Linked DNA regions of Homo sapiens: region 1 is linked to region 2. A link is an interaction called in ENCODE POLR2A ChIA-PET data of the cell type or tissue named here. Cell type or tissue: OCI-LY7. All regions are shown on one strand. Links, peaks and the distances in the headings refer to the core of each region. The heading gives the core; the rest is flanking DNA.

What was found. Peaks named below come from ENCODE experiments on the same cell type or tissue, not always from the same donor. Only the 100,000 strongest peaks of a DNase experiment are listed, where the experiment ranks them.
Region 1: POLR2A ChIA-PET joins it to region 2 with 8 read pairs; 4 of 35 experiments call an interaction of 5 or more read pairs at or near these places.

What each region holds. Positions count from the first base shown.
Region 1 is chr16:71,648,340-71,664,461 of GRCh38, reverse strand. It overlaps PHLPP2 (PH domain and leucine rich repeat protein phosphatase 2), which reads left to right. Exons shown (of 19, transcript NM_015020.3): 13 at 363-563; 14 at 5,647-5,809; 15 at 6,099-6,229; 16 at 7,781-7,891; 17 at 9,028-9,222; 18 at 11,441-11,672; 19 at 14,418-16,122. The coding sequence ends at 15,572. Among named protein-coding and RNA genes, the nearest start is that of MARVELD3, 30 kb to the right of the region's middle. In OCI-LY7, for the core only: no CTCF peak of the experiment used is centred there; no DNase peak of the experiment used is centred there.
Region 2 is chr16:71,899,540-71,902,039 of GRCh38, reverse strand. The region is part of intron 1 of IST1 (IST1 factor associated with ESCRT-III); the gene reads right to left. Among named protein-coding and RNA genes, the nearest start is that of IST1, 5.3 kb to the right of the region's middle. In OCI-LY7, for the core only: no CTCF peak of the experiment used is centred there; a DNase peak (open chromatin) is centred at 1,509.

The DNA.
Region 1 (16,122 bases), core at 8,483-10,982, 250 kb after region 2:
AAAAGTTTTTCTAAATGGTGTCTTCACAGTTCAAAAACATGTGAACATGATATTCAGCAACATCCTTTCAGTAGGCAGTTTGAGAGTAAAAGATGAAGTTAGGTTAGAATCAGGCACTCCAGAAGCCTGGGAAAACAACCAGGCTTGTACTTTTTCCTCTCTACTTGGTTTGCATGAGTTGAGTAAAAGGAACTTTGGGTTGGATAGGATCAATTAGAGAAAAACTACGTGGAGATTTTTTTTTTTTTCCCATTTGGAAGCTTAGAATGGCAGCATTCCATACTGAGGTGACATGATGGTTTCTATATAGGAAGGCAGCAAATAAACTTAAAGGAGGTGATGATCTGTGTGTGTTCTGTCAGTCTCAGATACTTGAATGCATCTGCAAATAGTCTGGAGTCTTTACCATCCGCCTGCACTGGAGAGGAGAGTTTGAGTATGCTGCAGCTGCTTTATCTGACCAACAATCTCCTGACGGATCAGTGCATACCTGTCCTGGTAGGGCACCTGCACCTGCGAATCTTGCACCTTGCAAACAATCAGTTACAGACCTTTCCTGCAAGGTAAAATGAATGCAAACTTTGATCATTTCAAATACACAACATTAATTCTATATTTGTCAGAAAAAATATAGCCATCTGACTATGACTCTTTGTTTACGTTCACTGACTTACAGATGCTATGATTTCACTAGTTGAGTGGCAAAATCTCATCTTAATAGTTAGTACCCTGTTAAGTATTGGTAACCAGGAAAATTGGTTAAAATATGTTTAATTTTTAGTTGTGACTTCTTAATTATGGTCTAATAGTCAATCTAGAAAAGTACAGGCTTATGAAACAGATTCTGAAGACAATTTTTTCTTTTCTCTTGTCAGCACTGTTTTGTAAAATACTGTTATCTATTTATTCATAATACAAAAATGGAATGCTTACTATATGTCAAGTATTGTGAACAGTTACAGTCTCTGTCCTCTAGGAATGTATAGTCAAATTGGGAAAATAAACAAGTGGATGGGCAGTTGCAGTGCAGTCTAAGAAAGGCAGGGTGTTTGGCTGGGAGTGGTGGCTCACGCCTGTAATCCCAACACTTTGGGAGGCCAAGGCGGGCGGATCACAAGTTCGTGAGTTCGAGACCAGCCTGGCCCATATGGTGAAACCCCATCTCTACTAAAACTACAAAATATTAGCCGTACGTGGTGGCACATGCCTGTAATCACAGCTACTCGAGAGGCTCAGGCAGGAGAATTGCTTGAACCCAGAAGGCGGAGGTTGCAGTGAGCCAAGATTGCACCACTGCACTCCAGCCTGGGCGACAGAGTGAGACTGTGTCTCAAAAAAATAACTAAGTAAATAAAATAAATAAATAGAAAGGCAGGCTGTTAAAGACGATATGCATACATTGCCGGTCACACTGCACAGAGCCTGGGGATGGGGCTAGGCTCCCTGGAGGAAGAGATGAATAGTAGTTAGCCAGGCTATACCTATAAGAAGACATAAGAAAGATGTTTAATGCTGTGAAAGTTTGAGACAGTGTCAGTGGATAAGTAAATACCTTTCAAAGTACATTTGGTTAAAAAAAAAACAACTTTAGAACTTTTTTTTTAAGAGATGGGATCTCATTACGTTGGCCAGGCTGGTCTCAAACTCCTGGGCTGAAGTGATTCTCCTACCTCAGCCTCTCAAGTACCTGAAACTGCAGACACATGCCACCATGACCAGCTAAAACCTGGAAAATTTAACACCAGAAAAATCTATGCCATGAAGGTAGTCATTAAAAATAATATTTTCAAAAACTAAGAATGTGAGGCAATGACATTTGATATTAATAATTTTGGATGAAATTATATGTATGTAAATTATAAAATTATAATTTTTATGAACATTTACCATTTACAACATGAGATAGAGCTTCAGAAGACATACAGGAGAAACTTGATTGGAGTTCAGGTGATTCTCCTGCCTCAACCTTCCAAGGAGATGGGACTACAGGCATGCACCACCATACCCAACTTATTTATTTATTTATTTATTTGAGATGGAGTCTTGCTCTGTTGGCCAGGCTGGAGTGCTGTGGCGTGGTCTTGGCTCACTGCAACCTCTGCCTCCCAGGTTCAAGTGATTCTCCTGCCTCAGCCTCCCAAGTAGCTGGGATTATAAGCATGTGCCACCACACCTGGCTAATTTTTTGTATTTTTGTAGAGACAGGGTTTCACCATATTGGCCAGACTAGTCTCGAACTCCTGGCCTCGTGATCCGCCCACCTTGGCCCCCCAAAGTACTGGGATTACAGGTGTGAGCCACTGCGCCCGGCCCGCACCCGACTAACCTTTTACTTGTAGAGGCCGGGCGTGGCCGCTCATGCCTGTAATCCCAGCACTTTGGCAGGCCGAGGCGGGCGGATCACGAGGTCAAGAAATCAAGACCATTCTGGCCAACATGGTGAAACCCCGTCTCTACTAAAAATACAAAAATTAGCCAGGTGTGGTGGTGGGCGCCTGTAATCCCAGCCACTTGGGAGGCTGAGGCAGGAGAATCGCTTGAACCCCGGAGGCAGAGGTTGCAGTGAGCCAAGATCGTATCACTGCAACTCCAACCTGGCAACGGAGCAAGACTCCATCTCAAAAAAAACAAAACAAAACAAAACAAACTTGTGTAGGTGGGATCTCGCTGTGTTGTCCAGGCTGGTCTTGAACTCCTGGCCTCAAGTGATCATCTCACCTTAGCCTGCCAAAATGCTGGGATTATAGGTGTGAACCACTGTGCCTGGTCAGCCTCCTTGAAAGAATTAAAACAATGACTTTTTACTTTTACATTTTTTTTTAATGACTTCTAAAATGAATGCAGAATCTTAATTTCAGGGTGTGGTAGCTCTCTTGAAATTTTATCAGATTAACCTAATTGACCTCAAATATGTTCATATAAAGTGAAAATAATAGACCACTGGAAGCTGTTGGATGGTACCAGGCATAATGCTGTAAAACCTAATTTGATGACACTTTTATTGTTGGAGGGGTCAAAAGCAGGTTGATATAAAACTTAAAACATATCAAAGAAAATGAAAATAAGAAGTTAGTAATAAAGACAAGAATTAGGCCTGGCACGGTGGCTCACGCCTGTAATCCCAGCACTTTGGGAAGCTGAGTTGGGTGGATCACGTGAGATCAGGAGTTTAAGACCAGCCTGGGCAACATGGTGAAACCCTGTCTCTACTAAAAATACAAAAATCAGCTGAGTGTGGTGTTGTGTGCCTGCCTGTAATCCCAGCTACTCAGGAGGCCAAGGCATGAGAATCGCTTCAACCTGGGAGGTGGAGGTTCCAGTGAACTGAGATTGCGCCATTGCACTGCAGCCTGGGCAACAGAGCGGGACCCTATCTCAAAAAAAAAAAAAAAAAGACAAAGACAAGAATTAACATCACAAAAAATAGAGTAATCTGAATATATATAATAAAACTGAATGGAATTCAGGAACAACATATTTTTAAAAATGTGTGTTCTGTACTAAATAATAAATCCACTATCAGTTCATTTCCTGAGCAGTGTTGTAATTGTATAGGCACAATAGAAATCTTGTTTGTTTCTTTTGAACTATTTTCAGAATCTAGCACAGTTCTGGGTACTCAGAAACTGATTGAGGAGGCTGCATTTCTATTTACAAGTCAGAAAAATCCAGGCAGGATAAGGGAAAAAAGCACGAGATTTGGACATGGGAACACTTTTAAAATATATTGTTAAATAAAATCATAAATACAATGTATAGGCCGGGCGCAGTGGCTCACGCCTGTAATCCCAGCACTTTGGGAGGCCGAGGTGGGCAGATCACGAGGTCAGGAGATCGAGACCATCCATCTCTACTAAAAATACAAAAAATTAGCCGGGCATGGTGGCGGGTGCCTGTAGTCCCAGCTACTTGGGAGGCTGAGACAGGAGAATGGTGTGAACCCAGGAGGCAGAGGTTGCAGCGAGCCAAGATTGCGCCACTGCACTCCAGCCTGGGCAACAGAGCAAGACTCCATCTCAAAAAAAAAAAAAAAAAAAAAATACAGTGTATATAATATAGTACCTTTTTTTTTTTTTTTTTTTTTTTTTTGAGACAAGGTCTTGTGTCACCCAGGCTGGTGTGCAGTGGTGCAGTAATAACTCACTGCAGCCTCAAACTCCTGGGCTCAAGCGACTGACCTGCCTTAGCCTCTGAAAGTACTGGGATTACAAGTGTGAGCCACCACACCTACCTGGCCTATAATACCATTTTTTAATTTGAAAAGTGTAGTTTCATGCCTTAAGAAAGACGAGAATACTATCTACTAAAATGTTATCAGAGATTATTTAATTTATTTTAATGAAGTAGCATTAAAAGATTTTTTTTCCTGTTTGTCTCTATTTTTCAGTTTTTTTCAGTGAGTATATATTATTTTTATCAGAAAAAATAATTGTAATTTACAAAGCTTAGTTATTTAAAAATATGAAATTTCTAGGAGTAGAAATTATTTATGATATGTTATATGAAAAAGGCAAGATATAAAATTTTTGTAAAACAAATATATGAAACATTTGATAGGAAATTCAGCAAAATGATAAAAGTGATTCTTTCAGATTGCTGGTATTGGTGATGTATTTCTTTATTTTTCACTTTCTCTCCATGTTAACAGCAGTTTATTATTTTTGTAATTTTTAAACCAATAAATCAAAATAAATTAGAACTATTTGTAATAACCTGAAGGTGTTAGTCTCACTTAAGTTATTTTGCTTACCATGTAGAAAGCTTTGCTCAGTCATGGAACAGTGTGAATCACTTGCCTCACAGCACAGTGCTGTGTGTATAATAAGAACTTGATAAATGTTTAGTGGAGATGAGTTAATGTCATGAATGGGTAAGTATAGAAATTTAAAACTGTAAAGAATCTTAGTGATGGGCCGGGTGCGGTGGCTCATGCCTATAATACCAGCACTTTGGGAGGCTGAGGTGGGCAGATCACCTGAGGTTGGGAGTTTGAGACCATCCTGGCCAACATGGAGAAACCCTGTCTCTACTAAAAATACACAATTAGCCGGGCGTGGTGGCGCATGCCTGTAATCCCAGCTACTCGGGAGGCTGAGGCAGGAGAATTGCTTGAATCCAGGAGGCAGAGATTGTGGTGAGCTGAAATCAGGCCATTGCACTCCAGCCTGGGCAACAAGAGTGAAACTCCATCTCAAAAAAAAAAAAAAAAAAAAATCTTTGTGATGATTTAGTACAACCTCATTTTTCATTTTTTACAGCTGAGGGTATTAAAGACTGCTGACATTGACTTACTTAGTATTTTGCCGCTAGTTAGTGGTAAAGCAAGCATCAAGACTAATCCCCCAACTTGAGGCCACTCCTTTTCTAGCCACTTTTTGTACATTAGGTAACAGGAAGATGTTCCTGCCCACAAGATCCAACAGCCCTTGAAACACACTGAGGCAGATCAGGCTTAGTTATAGCAGGAGTAGTTATCTTCTTGAGCCATTGCCTTTCCTGGTATTCCTGGTATCGGTTTCATTTCTCACCAGTCATCTGGCAGTGGACCGTGTCGGCCTTCTGTACTCTGTGGCTGCTGTAGAATAGCACTTCCTTGGCAGCTGCTCAGTCTTGGTGCATTATAGTATTCTGTTGTTTCTTTTTCAGCAAACTAAATAAATTGGAGCAATTGGAGGAACTGAACCTAAGTGGCAACAAGCTTAAAACCATTCCCACAACCATAGCAAACTGTAAAAGGCTGCACACCCTTGTTGCACACTCCAACAACATCAGCATTTTCCCAGAAATACTGCAGTTGCCTCAGATCCAGGTACTTCTGTGTGCTGGAATGATGTCCTTATTGGGGGAAATGGCAGGAGAGTGAATGACATTATTTTCCTTTTATAAAGAAGAAGAAAGGAGTGTGAATGAGATTATTCTTATAAGGAAAAATATTATTGTCTTCTTATGTGCTCCAGTTTGGGACCAGAATTTATGTAATGGATTCCTGGGAAGAAATTAAGTTCCTCTTTGGGGATATAGTAAGAGATTGGACACTTGGGAGTAAAGAACTAAGTCTCTGTGATGTATTTTCTTTTGATTTCTCAATTTTTTCTTAGTTTGTAGACCTAAGTTGCAACGACTTGACAGAAATCCTGATTCCAGAGGCTTTGCCTGCTACATTACAAGACCTTGACCTGACTGGAAATACAAATCTGGTTCTGGAACACAAGACACTGGACATATTTAGGTAGGAAAAAATTTGAAATGGAATCTCTATGTGCTCTTAGCCCACCAGCCATGTGTAGGTCTTCCTTAGTACTGTGGAGATCTTGATTAATTAAAAGAACAGAATGAAGTTAGGCTATAAAGCCCCTAGGTTCTCTTCTTTGATTAAGTTATGAATAGATGTTCTATCCAGTAGTCAACCTGTTTATATTAGGACTACTCCATGGCTACTACCCCCCAACATACTGAATATTTTCACAACAGGCATAGATGTTTTAGGTGGCACAGATTATATAATATCTAAGAGACAATACAAGTTCATCCATTGTACCAAGACTTCATTGTATCAAAATACTTAACATAAATAGATGGTTGGCTAAAACATAGAAATCTTTGTTGTGCTTAGTTTTTTATTGAAACTCCTACCCCTTTGATCCTCCTACCCCTTTCCTTTCTCTCCCCTCCTTCTTTGCCAGTAGTTCAGCATACTACTTTCATCAGTCTCTCTGGAAATGAATCTTAGTCAGTCCATAGATTATTTTATTAAAAGATAATATTATTGGCCGTGTGCGGTGGCTCACGCCTGTAATCCCAGCACTTTGGGAGGCCAAGGTGGGTGGATCACGAGGTCAGGAGATCGAGACCATCCTGGCTAGCATGGTGAAACCCCGTCTCTACTAAAAATACAAAAAATTAGCCGGGCGAGGTGGCGGGCGCCTGTAGTCCCAGCTACTCAGGAGGCTGAGGCAGGAGAATGGCGTGAACCCGGGAGGCGGAGCTTGTAATGAGCAGAGATCACGCCACTGCACTCCAGCCTGGGCGACACAGCGAGACTCCTTCTCAAAAAAGAGAAAAAAAAAAAGATAATATTATTGTTGGCCGGGCGTGGTGGCTCACGCCTGTAATTCCAGCACTTTGAGGGGCCAAGGTGGGTGGATCACCTGAGGTCAGGAGTTTGAGACCAGCCTGGTCAACATGACAAAACTCCATCCCTATTAAAAATACAAAAATTAGCCGGGAGCGGTGGCTCACACCTGTAATCCCAGCACTTTGGGAGGCCGAGGCGGGCGGATCACTTGAGGTCAGGAGTTCGAGACCAGCCTGGCCAACATGGTGAAACCCCGTCTCTACTAAAAATACAGAAATTAGCTGGTTGTTACGGCAGGTGCCTGTAATCCCAGCTACTTGGGAGGTTGAGGCAGGAGAATCGTTTGAACTCAGGAAGCGAAGGTTGCAGTGAGCCGAGATTGCGCCACTGCACTCCAGCCTGGGCAACAGAGGGAGATCGTCTCAAAAAAATAAATAAATAAAATAGAATAAAATAAAGAAATACAAAAATTAGCCGGGCATGGTGGCATACACCTGTAATCTCAGCTGCTTAGGAGGCTGAGGCAGGAGAATTGCTTGAACCGGGAGGCAGCAGTTGCAGTGAGCTGAGGTCACACCACTGCACTCCAGCCTGGGTGACAAGAGGGAGACTCCATCTCAAAAAAAAAAAAAGAATACTATTGTTGGGATAGTTTTTGTAAAATACAGAAGAATATATGGTTTAATCTTCCTTCACCTCCCACAGCCATATCACAACCCTGAAAATTGATCAGAAACCTTTGCCAACCACAGATTCTACAGTTACGTCAACCTTCTGGAGCCATGGACTGGCTGAGATGGCAGGGCAGAGAAATAAGTGAGTATATTGGCCATGGAGACTGAGAAAGAAAAAAGGCAGCCCCTGGCATCTGAGAACTGGCCTGATGCTCATAATAGCTAGGCCATGTTGTTCTGTTGTACACAGACAAATCATAGAACATCAGCGTCAGATAAGATCCCTTTGGGATCATGATAACGTTTTAAGACAAAAACAATACTAATGTGTAGTCAACAGAATACCAAACACCCCCTTTCATGGCTAAGATGGGTAGATGCTACTTTCTTTACCAGTTACAGCTTTATCCTTCTGCTAATTTTCCTTCCCTATAGATAAGTTTTATACCCAGCAATAGAATGGCCTCACTTTCTGATGACACCCAGTCTAGTATGATCCTCTTCCTTAGACCCTCCCCAAAGTGACCAAACCAAAGTCCAAACCCTATACTGGGTTCTTTTCAGCAAGACTTACCTGTATACCCCGGGGTTCCATGGGGTGCACTCTCATTTGCTATAAGGGGTAATAAACTCAACTTTTTCAACCATAGGTGTGCTCTGGTGGTCTTTGACTGATAGGCCTTGACAAAGCTAATCCTTAGTCACTACTAAGAGAAAGTGCTTTATCTTACCAGCCTTTGGCAGCATTGCAAAGCTAATATGTACTGCCCATGAATGCGACTGTTTCCCCTTTCCTTAGGACATTAGCTCTTTCAGATGTTGCTTAATTATCATGTCTAGGGACTTTTCTTACGTGTAGATTACGATTTGCTAGTAGTCTTTGCCACCTTTAATTAATACTTACTTTTTAAAAGAATGCTCCTGGCCAGGCGCGGTGGCTCACACCTGTAATCCCAGGACTTTGGGAGGCCAAGGTGGGCGGATCATGAGGTCAGGAGATCAAGACCATCCTGGCTAACATCTCTACTAAAAATACAAAAAAATTAGCCCAGCGTGGTGGCAGGCACCTGTAGTCCCAGCTTCTCGGGAGGCTGAGGCAGGAGAATGGCGTGAACCTGGGAGGTGGAGCTTGCAGTGAGGCAAGATCATGCCACTGCACTCCAGCCTGGGTGACAGTGCAAGACTCCCTCTCAAAAAAAAAAAAAAAAAGAATGCTCCCTGGAGAATAATATTTTACCAGTAACTTTTCTGTTTTCTGTTTTCATGTTTCTATTATAGGCTGTGTGTCTCAGCACTTGCTATGGATAGCTTTGCAGAGGGGGTGGGAGCTGTGTATGGCATGTTTGATGGAGACCGAAATGAGGAGCTCCCGCGCCTGCTGCAGTGTACGATGGCAGATGTGCTTTTAGAAGAGGTACAGCAGTCAACTAATGACACAGTTTTCATGGCTAACACCTTCTTGGTATCTCACAGGTAAGCAGGTGGGTTGAAAAATCCCTAACTCAGTTCTACTTTTGGAAAATATATTTTTCTAAACCAGAAGGTCAGGGTCTAAATTATGGATACAGGATCAAGGAGAGAACTCACGTTGTTGTCTTCTATGATCATTCTCTATATGAGCATGGAGTGCGGGGACTTCGGCTCTTTCAAAAGCCTGTGGGGGTCATCTGTTTTCTCTGTTGAATCCAAAGGCTGCTGAGGATCTGGGAAGCCCAGAATTTATGTGCAAAATGTTGTGTGTGTATATATATGTGGTTGTACATTTTGAGGAGGAAGGTGGTCAGCTTTCATAAGATTGTCCAAGCAGTCAGTGACCTACAAAACAGTTAACCAAATACTTATCAGATTGATAACGTTTAGAATGCCTCTTTCTGGGGTTTTACCAAACTAATCTTCTAAGTAAAGTATAAGCCACTTAAGGGCAAAAACCATATACAGATGCTCCTCAACTTAGAATAGGGTTACACCCTGATAAGGATGTAAGCCTGACATCATAAGTTGAAAATGTGGTAAGTAGAAACTACATTTAATACACCTAACCTAACGAACATCATGGCTTCACCTAGCCTACGTTAAGTGTGCTCAGAACGCTTACCCCATTAGCTTATAGTTGGGCAAAATCATGTGGTGACACAGGGCACTGTATTGGTTGTTTACCCTTGTGATCAAGTGGCTGGCTGGGAGCTATGGGTCGCTACCTCTGCCCAGCATCATGAGAGAACATCGTACCACATGTCACTAGCCCAGGAAAAGATCAAAATACAAAGTACAGTTTCTACTAAATGCATACAGTATTGCTTTTGCACCATCGTGAAGTCAAAAAATCTTAAGTTGAACCATCATAAGTTGAGGACATCTGTATAACCTAACTGTAATGGAGCATTTGCATGTCAGGTGGACCGATAAAGGATAGGAACAACTGAGAGGTTGTTTGTCAACTTGTATAATCCAGGTTGAAATGGAACAGCTTGGAGCTTGAACTAGTTTTTTTTTTTTTTTTTTTTTTTTCTTTTTTGAGACGGAGTCTTCTTGCTCTGTCCCCCAGGCTGGAGTGCAGTAGTGCAATCTCGGCTCACTGCAAGCTCCGTCTCCCGGGTTCACGCCATTCTCCTGCCTCAGCCTCCCGAGTAGCTGGGACTACAGGTGCCCGCCACCTCACCCGGCTAATTTTTTGTATTTTTAGTAGAGATGGGTTTTCACCGTGTTAGCCAGGATGGTCTCGATCTCCTGACCTCGTGATCTGCCCACCTCGGCCTCCCAAAGTGCTGGGATTACAGGCGTGAGCCACTGCACCAGGCTAATTTTTTGTATTTTTAGTAGGGATGGGGTTTCACCGTGTTAGCCAGGATGGGCTTGAATTAGTTTTATCTGTCATAACACAAAGCAAAGTGTTAGGAAGAAGTCAGTTTTTCAGTAGTATAATTGAGCTAGAGACTTTGCAAAAATAAAGGGTTTAGGAAAGGGAACTCCATTTATGAAGCAACTCAAGCCAGGAATTGTAGCAAGTATTTTCCATGCTATATATTTTATCAGAGAAATTTCCTGGAGAAATGGCTTGCTGAGTGTCTGTAGCCAGAAAATGGCAGAGCTGAGATTTGAAACTAGGTCTTTCTGCTAGTGTCTGTTCCTCGTTAACATTGTTTCCAAGTACAGACGCGTGGATGCCCTGCATATGGGGGAAATGCAAGAATCATGGTCCTTCCCTCGAGGAACTTAGAACCTAAGTGAGTGGTTCTCAAAGTGTTGTTCTAGGAACAGCAGCCTCTCAGCCTCACCAGAAATTGCTTAAAGTATAGTTTATTGGGCCAGCCTCTTACCCACTGATTCAGAAACTCTGGGCCTAGGGCCCAGCAGTCCCTGTTCTGACAAGCCCTCAGGGGATTCTGATGTGTTAAAGTTTGAGAGCCCCTGAATTAGGAAGTCTTTGATCAGACACAAAAGCTATGGAGAAAGATGCAAAAGGGAGATTATCTCCCTTTTGTAAAACCTTTTCCTCAGCGAGAGTGGAAGGCAGAACTGTCTCCACCACCATCAGCCACAGCAAGTCTGCATTTAGGTGGATAAGGGTAAGGCTGGTTCACGATCACATGGTAAAAAAAAAAAAAAAAAAAAAGAAGGGATGTACGTGCAGGACCACCACTTTCTTCTAAAACTAGCCACCACGTCTTCTTTTCCTTTTCTTTCTGAACAGGAAATTAGGAATGGCTGGCCAGAAGTTGGGCTCCTCCGCTCTCCTGTGCTACATCCGCCCTGACACTGCCGATCCAGCAAGTAGCTTTAGCTTGACTGTAGCCAATGTTGGCACGTGCCAAGCAGTCCTGTGCCGAGGTGGGAAGCCAGTGCCCCTCTCTAAAGTCTTCAGCCTGGAGCAGGACCCAGAGGAGGCTCAAAGGGTGAAGGACCAAAAAGCCATCATCACAGAGGTGTGTTCCGCTCCCCGCCAGTCACTTCTGCTCCCCAAATCAGTGGAGGCTGCTTTGTGTAGAGGTGATGAAGGCCCATTTTCTTCCTATCATGCCCTGTAAATTGTATCCAATCCAGATAAAAGTTCAATGCAGATGGTTTCAGCAACAGTACTGGAGGAAAATCTGATCAGTTAGTGACTAGCACAAAGAAAAAGCAAAGTGAATTAGAAATACAAAATCCTAATTTGTGATCCTGTATATTGATAGCTGGGTTGTAAGATGGATGTTAAATATCTGCCTTAGCTAATTTCCAGCTCATCTGGTTTGTTATTCCAAATAGAAGAAAGAGTTCTCTAGTTTGACATCCCCATTCTGAAATGCAAAGTTTCAAAATGTTTTGTGTTTATACTCTATGTGGTGTAGTATGCTCTGGTGTTCTCTTTTGATAATGAAACATCAGTATTTCTACTGTTTTATAGCTTTTCTCCTTTTTTAGAAATTAACATTTTTGCTTTCAGAAGAACTTTAGCAATTACTTGTGAACATTGTTTATCACAAAGTGGAATTCCGTGATGAATTCCGTTCAGATCTTTTGAGAACTGTAAATTGGATTGTTTGTTTCTGTATTGTTGAGTTTTAAGAGTCTTTGTATATTTTGGAAACAAGTTCTTTATCAGATACCTGTTTTGCAAATATTTTCTCCCAGTCTGGGGCTTGTCTTTCCATTCTTTTAACAGTGTTTTTTTGCAGAGCTTTTAGTTTTAATGAAGGCCCACCTGTCAGTTTTTATCTCATGGATCGTGCTTTTGGTATTGTATCTAAAACTCATCGCCAAACCCAAGGTCACCTAGATTTTCTTCTGTGTTATCTTCTAGAAGTTTAGTTTTGTGTTTTACATTTTGGTCCATGGTCTGTTTTGAGTTAATATTTGTGAAAAGTGTAAGCTCTGTATCTATATTCATGTTTTGCATGTAGGTGTCCTCTTGTTCCAGGACCATTTGTTGAAAAGACTATCCTTTGTATGGTCTTTGCTCTTTGATTTTCAGAGATCAGTTGACTGTATTTGTGTGGGTCCATTTCTGGGCTGTTTTGTCAGAATTCTATATTAGAGTTCATCTAAGGAAACAAAATCAAAAACCATCATTTTTATGTGATTGATACTATTAGAATTCTGGAAGTATGAGGCATTAGTTTTGGGAAGCTCTTTCAGTCAAAACAAATGAAAGATAAAAGATAGTGTTTTAAATTTTTAGTTATTTTATTTTTATTTTTTTTAGAGACAAGGTCTTGCTGTGTTATCCAGTTTGGACTTGAACTCCTGGATTAAGTGATCCTCCTGCTTTAGCCTCCTGAGTAGCTGGGACTATAGGCACATGCCACTGCGCCTGGCTTCAGATAACTTTTTGTTTGACTAGTCTTTTTATAGAATTTGGATAATGTTTAGATTTTTCTTTTCTTTTTTTTTTTTTGAGGCAGAATTTCGTTCTTATTGCCTAGGCTGGAGTGCAATGGCGTGATCTTGGCTCACCACAATCTCCACCTCCCAGGTTCAAGCGATTCTCCTGCCTCAGCCTCCCGAGTAGCTGGGACTATAGGCATGCGCCACTATACCTGGCTAATTTTGTGTTTTTAGTAGAGATGGGGTTTTTCCATGTTGGTCAGGCTGGTATCCAACTCCCATCTCAGGTGATCCGTCCACCTCGGCCTCCCAAAGTGCTAGGATTACAGGCGTGAGCCACCGTCCCTGGCCAATGTTTAGATTTTTCTTAGGGGATTGTAGACAAGTAGGAAGTATTTTTATAAATGTTATTTTAGCCACAAGCATTTATTGTTTGTCCATTATTTGCCAAACACCATACCTTTATTATTTTCCTTAATCTTAACAGTAACTCCCATGAATTGTTGGGCCCTAGCCCCAGAGTTTCTAATTCAGTGGGTAGTTGTTAAACTCCCATTTTCATTTTACAGATGAAGAAAGTACAGTTTAGAGTTTATGACAAATTCTGGCGAATAAGCTCAGGTCTTCTCCCAGAGGGTGATTGCAACTGTGATATTAATTTATTGATGACTTTAGAGTTTTGTTTTGTATTTTTTTCGTTTCTTGAAATCAGTACAACAAAGTGTCTGGCTTGTGAGCATTCCCAACCTGCAAGCAGGGTTACTCTGTTTCCTCTAAGTTTTGAATTACAGGGATTTTGATTTGATCGCTATTTATTCTTGATACAGTCCCCAGAGCATAGGTAAATTATGCTGCACATCTCAGACTCCCCTTTTTTAGGCTGAATAACCTTAGAGATTATTTGATGCCTTAACTGCCAAGATTGTCTTTGCCATTGGTATCTTTTCAGTCCCAGCTGACATCCCTTTAAGTGAGAAATCACTTTTAGTGACCTTTCTGTTTCATCCTCTCTGAGAGTACTAGTGATAGAGAATTAATGATAGTTCTGCTTACTGTTTTTCTGTCATGTTTCTCTATTTATAGACATACTGAGGCCTGTTCTTCATGTTAAAGCAAACATCTTTTGGGATGGTGGTGCCTTTTAGTCACTTATTTTTACTTGGCTCTATAGTAACCATATAATATTTTGTCTTTTAGGACTTCTCTACATTTATTTGTGTGCATCCATTTAAAATTATACTAATCCATAGGAAAAATCATATATAAATTGTTTTATTATAGTTCCCTAAGCACTGTGATCTAGAAAGATAAGTTGGCTCTCATCGTTGCTTGTTTCTCAGAATTTGTGTCCTGCTCTTCTGTAGGACAACAAAGTGAATGGGGTAACCTGCTGTACCCGGATGCTGGGCTGTACATACCTCTACCCTTGGATCCTCCCCAAGCCCCACATATCTTCCACTCCGCTGACCATTCAAGATGAGTTGCTGATTCTGGGAAACAAAGCATTGTGGGAACACTTGTCCTACACAGAAGCTGTCAATGCTGTACGTCACGTACAAGACCCATTAGCAGCTGCTAAGAAGCTGTGCACATTAGCGCAGAGCTATGGCTGTCAGGACAATGTAGGGGCGATGGTAGTTTATTTGAATATTGGTGAGGAAGGCTGCACTTGTGAAATGAATGGGCTCACCCTCCCAGGTCCTGTGGGATTTGCTTCAACCACCACTATCAAGGATGCCCCTAAGCCAGCCACTCCATCCTCTAGCAGTGGGATTGCCTCTGAGTTCAGCAGTGAGATGTCCACCTCAGAGGTGAGCAGTGAAGTGGGGTCCACTGCTTCTGATGAGCATAATGCTGGGGGCCTGGACACTGCCTTGCTTCCGAGGCCAGAGCGGCGCTGCAGCCTCCACCCAACACCCACCTCTGGGCTGTTTCAGCGCCAGCCTTCTTCTGCTACCTTCTCCAGTAACCAGTCTGACAACGGCCTGGACAGTGATGATGACCAGCCCGTTGAGGGGGTCATAACCAATGGCAGCAAGGTAGAGGTGGAAGTAGACATCCACTGCTGCAGGGGGAGGGATCTGGAGAACTCACCCCCTCTCATAGAGAGTTCTCCTACCCTGTGTTCTGAGGAACATGCTAGAGGGTCGTGTTTTGGGATCCGAAGACAGAACAGTGTGAATAGTGGCATGCTCCTGCCAATGAGCAAGGACAGGATGGAGTTACAGAAGTCTCCCTCCACCTCCTGCCTCTATGGGAAGAAACTCTCCAATGGCTCTATTGTGCCCCTAGAGGACAGCCTGAACCTCATTGAAGTGGCCACAGAAGTGCCCAAGAGGAAAACTGGCTATTTTGCTGCCCCCACTCAGATGGAACCAGAGGACCAGTTTGTTGTGCCTCATGACCTGGAAGAAGAAGTGAAGGAACAAATGAAACAGCACCAGGACAGCCGGCTCGAGCCTGAGCCCCATGAAGAGGATCGGACCGAGCCCCCGGAGGAGTTCGACACAGCACTATGACTGCCCCACTGGGCACAGTGTGGGAGGAGGCTGTGCAGGGTTGGGGTAGGGACTTGCTAGAGGCATTCTGCCTCTACATTTCTTTTTGTTTGTTCGTTTTTTTTTTGTTTGTTTGTTTTGAGACGGAGTCTTGCTCAGTCGCTCAGGCTGGAGTGCAATGGTGGGGTCTCGGGTCACTGCAGCCTCTGTCCCTGGGTTCAAGCCATTCTCCTGTCTCAGCCTCCCGAGTAGCTGGGATTACAGGCACCTGCCATTATGCCCGGCTAAGTTTTATTTTTTTTTTTTAGAGACGGGGTTTCACCATGTTGGCCAGGCTGGTGTTGAACTCTTGACCTCAGGTGATCCACCCTCCTCTGCCTCCCAAAGTGCTGTGATTACAGGCCTCAGCCACCATGCCCAGCCCTGCGTCTACATTTCTAAACCATAGCTGTGTGGGGTTGAACTCGGAGCCAAAAAGTGTGAGAGCCATCAGGGGCTGGCTCTGGATAAACTGGTAGCCACTATCAGTGTTAAGTTTCACATTTAACCTGCATTGGAATTCCCAGGGGTA
Region 2 (2,500 bases), core at 1-2,500:
ATTTTAAAAAGTCTTAGCTCTTCATCTAAAGATTAGCTAGCCTCTTTTGTGTGTTTTATGTTAAAATAAGATGTTTAAGGCATGCTTTATATCTTTTTCCCTCGGTTTAACAATTCTGATTAATCTGTTTCAATCTCACTGCAAGACAACTGTTTCTTACATACTGCCTAGAACGGTATGTCACCCACACACTGCCTAGCACAGTGTTTTGTACAAAGCTGTCGCTCATGTATTATGTTAATTAGTAGAAAATTTAATTAAAAACCACATGCTTTTAAAAAAATTCTACAAATTTACATAATCTAGTTTTGTTTTAGAATTAAGGAAAGAAAAGCAATTTGCTAAACTATTTTGTTAAGTACTGAGGATTTTTCAACTCCTATTCAACAGATCCCCATTTTACGAAGAAACTAATCATTAAAGACAATGACAGTAAACCACAAAAGTAGTAACTAAAGGATATATCCTAAATGATTACCAGTACATTAAATAAATCAGACTAAAAACGAATTTAAAGCAAAAGACTACGCAGGGCGCGGTGGCTCACACCTGTAATCCCAGCACTTTGGGAGGCCGAGGTGGGTGGATCACGAGGTCAGGAGATCGAGACCATTCTGGCTAACGCAGTGAAACCCCATCTCTACTAAAAACACAAAAAATTAGCTGGGTGTGGTGATGGGTGCCTGTAGTCCCAGCTATTTGGGAGGGTGAGGCAGGAGAATGGCGTGAACCCGGGAGGTGGAGCTTGCAGTGAGCCGAGATCGTGCTACTGCACTCCAGCCTGGGCGACAGAGCAAGATTCCGTCTCAAAAAAAAAGAAAAAAAACCAAAAGACTGACTTAATTACTATCTCAGAATTTGAACCTGTTTCCAAAGCTAAACATAACATAAACTTTGTTATCCTGTATGATTAGGAACATTAATTTTGGAAATAATAACCTAAAAGTTAATAAAATATTCTAGTCAACATTTACTATTCATATATACATTAACAAACATAAACAAATTTTTATACATATGTGATTATATACACATCACATACTAACATTGTCCAGTAAGTAATCTAAAATTCTTTTTGTGATTCAGACGTTACTCTAAAATCACTGTGCTTCAACATCTTTACTGTCATTCACTCACTCACCAAATATTTATTGAGTGCTATTCTATTAAGCACTGTGCTAAGCCACTGTCTACAACAGACATTCAAATGAGAGCTTCCCTAGCCTTCAAGGGGCTCACAATCAAATGGGTATAGCTGACATAAAAACAACTATAAGACAAGTAAGCAATTATAACATAAACTCTAAAAAATGGTTATGAACTAGTGACCACAATCCTAGTTCTCGGTATTCTGTTTATATACATATATACTTATCTTTATTAGTGTAACACCATTATTTTTATTAGTGTCACACATGGATCAGCAGCCCAATCCTTCACTTTACTCCAATTCTTAACACTGGCATAGCAAACCCATCTAGTTCCTCTTTTATCACTCAGCTCGCTGAGACTTCGCGAGCTAGTTAGCCTCCCCATCCTGAATAAGCAAAGTAAAACCATGGACTGAGTCCTTCCTCTTAGGATATCTGGAGGAGGAAAAGAATCAGAACTGCTGCCCAAAATAGTGAAGCTGCCCAGAAGTAGTGATCCTGAAAGCTCTATTCAAAGTAGTAGCAGCTAAAAGTAGCCAAAAAAAAAAAAAAAAAAAAAAAGACTTCCTAAGGGAGTAAACTCAGTGTTTGTAGCTCTAAAAGTACGAAGTGAGGAGGGGAGAGAGCAAGGTCAAGACTGGCTACAGACACTCCAATACGTACAAAAGCTTTTGGTTTTGACGTGTGTTATTTTATTTATTCTGATCTTTTTTTTTTTTTTTGAGACCGAGTTTCACTCTTGTTGCCCAGGCTGGAATGCAATGGTGCGATTTCAGCCTACTGCAACCTCCACCTCCCAGGTCCAAGCGATTCTCCTGCCTCAACCTCCCAGGTAGCTAGGATTACAGGTGTCTGCCATCACGCCCAGCTAATTTTTTTTTTTTTTTTTTTTGAGACAGAGTCTTGTTCTGTCGCCGAGGCTAGAGTGCAGTGGCGCAATCTTGGCTCACTACTACCTCTGCCTCAGCCTCCCGAGTAGCTGGGACTACAGGCACCCACCACCATACCCAGCTAATTTTTTATATTTTTAGTAGAGACAGGGTTTCACCGTGTTAGCCAGGATGGTCTCGATCTCCTGACCTTGTGATCCACCCGCCTCGGCCTCCCGAAGTGCTGGGATTACAGGCGTTAGCCACCATGCCCGGCTGTTCGCCCAGCTAATTTTTTCTATTTTTAGTAGAGACAGGGTTTCACCATGTTGGCTAGGCTGGTCTCAAACTCCTGACCTCAGGTGATCCACCCGCCTCGGCCTCCCAGAGTGCTGGGATTACAGGTATGAGCCACCACTCCCAGCCTGAGGTTTCTTTTGTTGTTGTTCTTATAAAAGAAGTAATTTGAACAAATTTTGG